2 separate regions of the Homo sapiens genome follow, and region 2 is linked to region 1. A link is an interaction called in ENCODE POLR2A ChIA-PET data of the cell type or tissue named here. Cell type or tissue: Panc1. All regions are shown on one strand. Links, peaks and the distances in the headings refer to the core of each region. The heading gives the core; the rest is flanking DNA. Region 1 has its middle 23 kb from the start of RPEL1. Region 2 overlaps CNNM2 (cyclin and CBS domain divalent metal cation transport mediator 2).

What was found. ChIA-PET counts read pairs that join two places held together with the same protein. Peaks named below come from ENCODE experiments on the same cell type or tissue, not always from the same donor. Only the 100,000 strongest peaks of a DNase experiment are listed, where the experiment ranks them.
Region 2: POLR2A ChIA-PET joins it to region 1 with 7 read pairs; 2 of 35 experiments call an interaction of 5 or more read pairs at or near these places.

The regions. Positions count from the first base shown.
Region 1 is chr10:103,221,739-103,224,651 of GRCh38, forward strand. No RefSeq gene overlaps it. Among named protein-coding and RNA genes, the nearest start is that of RPEL1, 23 kb to the right of the region's middle. In Panc1, for the core only: no CTCF peak of the experiment used is centred there; no DNase peak of the experiment used is centred there; H3K27ac peaks cover 433 bases.
Region 2 is chr10:103,003,560-103,006,472 of GRCh38, forward strand. All of the region lies in intron 1 of CNNM2 (cyclin and CBS domain divalent metal cation transport mediator 2), which reads left to right. Among named protein-coding and RNA genes, the nearest start is that of CNNM2, 87 kb to the left of the region's middle. In Panc1, for the core only: no CTCF peak of the experiment used is centred there; no DNase peak of the experiment used is centred there.

The sequences.
Region 1 (2,913 bases), core at 149-2,648:
GAAACTCCATCACTACAGAAAATACAAAAAATTAGCCAGACAGGCCAGGCGTGGTGGCTCACGCCTGTAATCCCAGCACTTTGGGAGGCCAAGGCGGATGGATCATGATGTCAGGAGATCAAGACCATCCTGGCCAACATGGTGAAACCCAGTTTCTACTAAAAATACAAAAATTAGCTGGGCATGGTGGTGTGCACTTGTAATCCCAGCTACTTGGGAGGCTGAAGCAGGAGAATCGCTTGAACCCAGGAGGCGGAGGTTACAGTGAGCCAAGATCACGCCACTGCACTCCAGCCTGGCAACAGGGCAAGACTCTGTCTCAAAAAAAAAATTAGCCAGATGTGGTGGTGGGTGCCTGTAATCCCAGCTATTCGGGAGGCTGAGGCAGGAGAATCATTTGAACCCAGAAGACAGAGGTTGCAGTGAGCTGAGACTGCGCCATCACACTCCAGGCTGGGCAACAAGAACGAAACTCCACCTCAAAAAAATAATAATAATAATTAACCAGGCATGGTGGTGCATGCCTGTAATCCTAGCTACTTGGATCATGGGGGAAGACATCCCCCTTGCTGTCCTCATGATAGTTCTCATGAGATCTGATTGTTTAAAAGTGTGTAGCACTTTCCCCTTCACTTTCTCTCTCCTGCTCTACCATGTGAAGATGTGCCTGCTTCCCCTTCACCTTCTGCCATGATTGTAAGTTTCCTAAGGCCTCCTCAGCCATGCTTCCTGTACAGCCTGCAGAACTGTGAGTCAATTAAACCTCTTTTCTTCAGAAATTACCCAGTCTCGGATAGTTCTTTATAGCAATGTGAGAGAGGACTAATACAGCTACACACTGTTAAACAACCAGGTCTCATGAGAACAGCACCAAAGGGGAAAATCCACTCCCCTAATCCAATCACCTCCCACCAAGCCCTACCTCCAACACTGCAGATTATAACTTGACATGAGATTTGGGTGGGGAGACAGATCCAAACCATACCATTCTGCACCTGGCCTTATCCAAATCTCGTGTCCTCACATTTCAAAATACAATCATGCATTCTCAATGGCCCCCAAAGTCTTAAGTCATTCCAGCATTAACTCAAAAGTCCACAGTCCCAAATCTCATCTGAGACAAGGCAAGTCCCTTCTGCCTGTGAGCCTATAAAATAAAAAACAGGTTAGTTACTCCCAAGATACAATGAGGGTACAGGCATTGGGTAAATATTCCCATTCCAAAAGGGAAAAATTGGCCAAAAGAAAGAGGCTACAGGCCCCATGCAAGTTTGAAACCCAGCAGGGCAGTCATTAAATCTTTTTTTTTTTTTTGAGATGGAGTCTTGCTCTGTCACCCAGGCTGGAGTGCATGGAGTGCAGTGGCACAATCTCATCTCACTTCAACCTCTGCCTCCTGGATTCAAGCAATTCTTCTGTCTCAGCCTCCCAAGTAGCTGGGACTACAGGCAAGTGCCGCCACTAGCAAGTGCCTGGCTAATTTTTGTATTTTTAGTAGAATATTTTTGTATTCACCATATTGGCCAGGCTGGTCTCGAACTCCTGACCTCATGATCCGCCCACCTTGGCCTCCCAAAGTGCTGGGATTACAGGCATGAGCCACTGTGCCCAGCTGAATCTTAAAACTCCAAAATAATTTCCTTTGACTCCATGTCTCACATCTAGTGCACACTGGTGCTATGGGTGGGCTCCCAAGGCCTTGGGCAACTCCACCCCTGAGGCTTTCCAGGGTACAGCCCCCATGGTGGCTTTCATAGGCTGGAATTGAGTGCCTACAGCTCTTCTAGGTGGAGGGTGCAAGCTGCCAGTGAATCTACCATTCTGGGGTCTGAAGGATGGTGGTCCTCTTCTCACAGCTCCATTAAGCAGTGCCCAATGGGGATTCTGTGTAGGGGCTCCACTGCCCTAGTAGAGGTTCTCCATAAGGCTCCACCTCTACAGCAGGCTTCTGCTTGGACATCAAGGCTTTTCCACAAATCCTCTGAAATCTAGGCAGAGGCTCCCAAACCTCAACTCTTGTACTCTGTGCACCAGTAGGCTTAGCATTACATGGAAGCTGCCAAGGCTTATGGCTTGCACCTTCTGGAGCAGTGGCTGGAGCTACAGCCACTTTTAGCCACAGCTGGAGCTGGAGTGGCTAGGATGCAGGGAGCAGTGTCCTGAGGCTGTACAGGGTGACAAAGCCCTGGGCCTGGCCCACAAAGCCATTCTTCCCTCCTAGGCCCCAAGGCCTGTGATGAGAGGGGCTGCCGCAAAGGTTTCTGAGATGCCTTTGAGGCCTTTTTCCCATTGTCTTGGCTATCAGCATTTGGCTCCTCTTTACTTAAGCAAATTTGTGTAGTGAGCTTGAATTTTGAGACAAAGTCCCACTCTGTCGCCTAGGTTGGAGTGCAGTGGCGCCATCTCGGCTCACTGAAACTTCTGCCTTCTGGGCTCAAGCGATCCTCCCACTTCAGCCTCCTGAGTAGCTTGGACGACAGGCATGGTTTTTCCTTTCTATGTGGGCCTGGCTGCAAATTTTCCAAACTTTTACCTTCTGCTTCCCTTTTAAATACAAGTTCCAGTTTTATGTCATTTCTTTGCTCATGCATATGAACATAGGTAGTCAGAAGCAGCCAGGTCACTTCTTGAATGCTTTGCTGCTGAGAAATTTCCCCACCAGATACCCTAAATCATCACTCTCAAGTTCAAAGTTCCACAGACCCCTAGGACAGGGGCACAATGCCTGCAACCTCTTTGCTAACACATAACAAAAGTGACCTTTGCTCCAGTTTCCAATAAGTTCCTCATTTCCATCTGAGACCTCCTCAGCCTGGACTTCATTGTCCAGCTCAATATCAGCATTTTGGTAACAACCATTTAACCAGTTTCTAGGAAGTTCCAACTTTTTTCTCATCTTCCTGTCTTCTTCTG
Region 2 (2,913 bases), core at 164-2,663, 220 kb before region 1:
ATGCCTGTAATCCTAGCACTTTGGGAGGCTGAGCCAAGCAGATCACTTGAGGTCAGAAGTTTGAGACCAGCCTGGCTAACATGGTGAAACCCTGTCTCTACTAAAAATACAAAAATTAGCCGGAAATCACTTAAACCCAGGATGCTGTGGTTGCATTGAGCCAAGATCGCGCCACTGCACTCCAGCCTGGGCACCAGAGCGAGACTCTATCTTTTTTTTAAAACACTATTCTCTCCTAGTTACTGTATCCCCCCGGGTAACCACTGTCCTGACATTAACATCAATTTTTCCTGTTTTTATACTTTATATAAATGAAAACATACAAGGTGTATTCTTCTGATATGATTTCTTTTACACAGCATTATATTTGTGAGTTGTATTGTAGACTGTGCATTCTCATTGCTGAGTAGTACTCCATTGCATGAATTTTTTTTTTTTTTTTTTTTTTTTTTGAGATGGAGTCTTGCTCTGTCTCCAGGCTGGAGTGCAGTGGCGCAATCTCGGCTCACTGCAACCTCTGCCCCCACCCCCGCCCCGGGTTCAAGCGATTCTCCTACCTCAGCCTCCCAAGTAGCTGGAATTACAGGCACCTGCCACCAAGCCTGGCTAATTTTTTTGTATTTAGTAGCAATGGGGTTTCACCATGTTGGCCAGGTTGGTCTCGAACTCCCGACCTCAGGTGATCTGCCCGCCTCAGCCTCCCTAAGTGCTGGATTACAGGCGTGAGCCACCATGCTCAGCCTCATTGCGTGATTATACCACACTTTATTCTTTCTATTTTTGAACATTTAGGTAGTTTTCTTGTTTTTAGCTATTATGAATAGTGTTGCTATGAATATTCTCGAACATGTCTTTTGGTGGACATCTGTGTGCATTTCTGATAAGTGTGTGCCAGGAAGTGGAATTGCTGGATCATAAGGCAGTGCTTCTCAAACTGTATTGTGCACATCAGTTTCCTGGGAATCTTGTTAAAAGGTAGATTCTGCTTCAGTAGTTCAAGGGTAGAGCCTGAGAGTCTGCATTTGTCAGGAGCCAGTTGGACTGGCTGTGGACCACACTTTGAGTATACCAAGGCCATAGGATATGCTTGTGTTTGGTTTTAGTAAAGAATGCCAAATGGTTTTCCAAAGTTACTGTCTCAGTTTACATCTCCAACAGCAGTGCATGAGATTCCTTTGTTTAGGTGTGTGTGAGTCTGTTTCGCTCAAACTTTTACATATCTTCTTCTAGATCGTCTCAGCTTTTCTTGGACCTTTTGTGTTTTCACATAAATTTTATAATTGGTATCAGTTTCCACATACAACCTGCTGGATTTTTGATTTGGATTGTATTGAATCTGTAGATCAACTTGAGAAAGAACTAGTGTTTCAACATCCAAATTCCTGAACATGGCTTATAGCCCTCCATTATTGAATGGTCTTTAATTTCTTTTTTTTTCCCCCCTCCAGGTTAAAGTGATTCTCCTTCCTCAGCCTCCCGAGTAGCTGGGATTATGGGCATGCGCCACCACACCCAGCTAATTTTTTTGTATTTTTAGTAGAGACGGGGTTTTTCCCTGTTGGCCAGGCTGGTCTCGAACTCATGACCTCAAGTGATCCACCCACCTCGGCTCCCAAAGTGATAGGATTACAGACCTGAGCCACTGTGTCTGGCCTAATTTCTTTCAGTAATATTTCTAGTTTTCTGTATAGAGATTTTATTTGCTAGTTCATTCTTAAGTATATGATTCGTTGATACTATTGTCAATGATTTCATTCTAAAATTTCTATTTAATAATTGTTGGCTGCTGGTATATAGAAGTACAGTTGGCCAGGTGCGGTGTCTCACACCTGTAATCCCAGCACTTTGGGAGGCCAAGGTGGGTGGATCACCTGAGGTCAGGAGTACAAGACCAGCCTGGCCAACATGGTGAAACCCCGTCTCTGCTAAAAATACAAAAATTAGCCAAGCATGGTGGTGCACACCTGTAATCACAGCTACATAGGAGGCTGAGGCAGGAGAACTGCTTGAACCTGGGAGGCAGAGATTGCAGTGAGCTGAGACCGCACCACTGCACTCCAACCTGGGCAACAAGAGCGAAACTCCGTCTCTCAAAAAAAAAATTGATTTTTGTATGTTAACCTTTAATGGAACAATATTGGTAAATTCACTTACCATTTTTCATTGTATATATTACTTTATTTTTTTGAGACAGGGTCTCATTTGTTCACCCAGGCTGGAGTGCAGTGGCATGATCATAGCTCACTGCAGCCTTGATCTCCTAGTCTCCAACAGTCCTCTTGCCTCAGCCTCCCAAGTAGCTGGGACCACAGGCACATACCACCATGCCCAGCTAATTTTTGTATGTTTTGTAGAGACAGGGTTTTACCATATTGCCCAGGCTGGTCTCAAACCCCTGGGCTCAAGCTCATGGTTATATATAGATTCTCTTGGATTTTCTTTGTGAATGTAATCGTGTCATATGCAAATCATGACAGTTTAATATATTTCCTTTCCGAGGTTATTTCTTTCTCTTTCTGGAATGTACTGTTTGGGACCTGCAGTTGAATAGGAGTGATAGTGATATCCTTGTCTTATTTCCCATTGCAGGGGGAAAGCTTTCAGTATTTCACCATTAACTGTGATGTTTGCTTTAGATTTATTTTCTTTTTTCTTTTTTTTTTTTGAGATGGAGTCTGGCTTTGTCATCCAGGCTGGAGCACAGTGTCTGGATCTTGGCTCACTGCAACCTCTGCCTTGGGGGTTCAAGCAATTCTCCTGCTTCAGCCTCCCAAGTAGCTGGGATTATAGGCACCTGCTGCCACGCCCAGCTAATTTTTGTATTATTGGTAGAGACTGGGTTTCACCATGTTGGCCAGGCTGGTCTTGAATCCGGACCTCAAGTGATCCACCCGCCTCAGCCTCCCAAAGTGC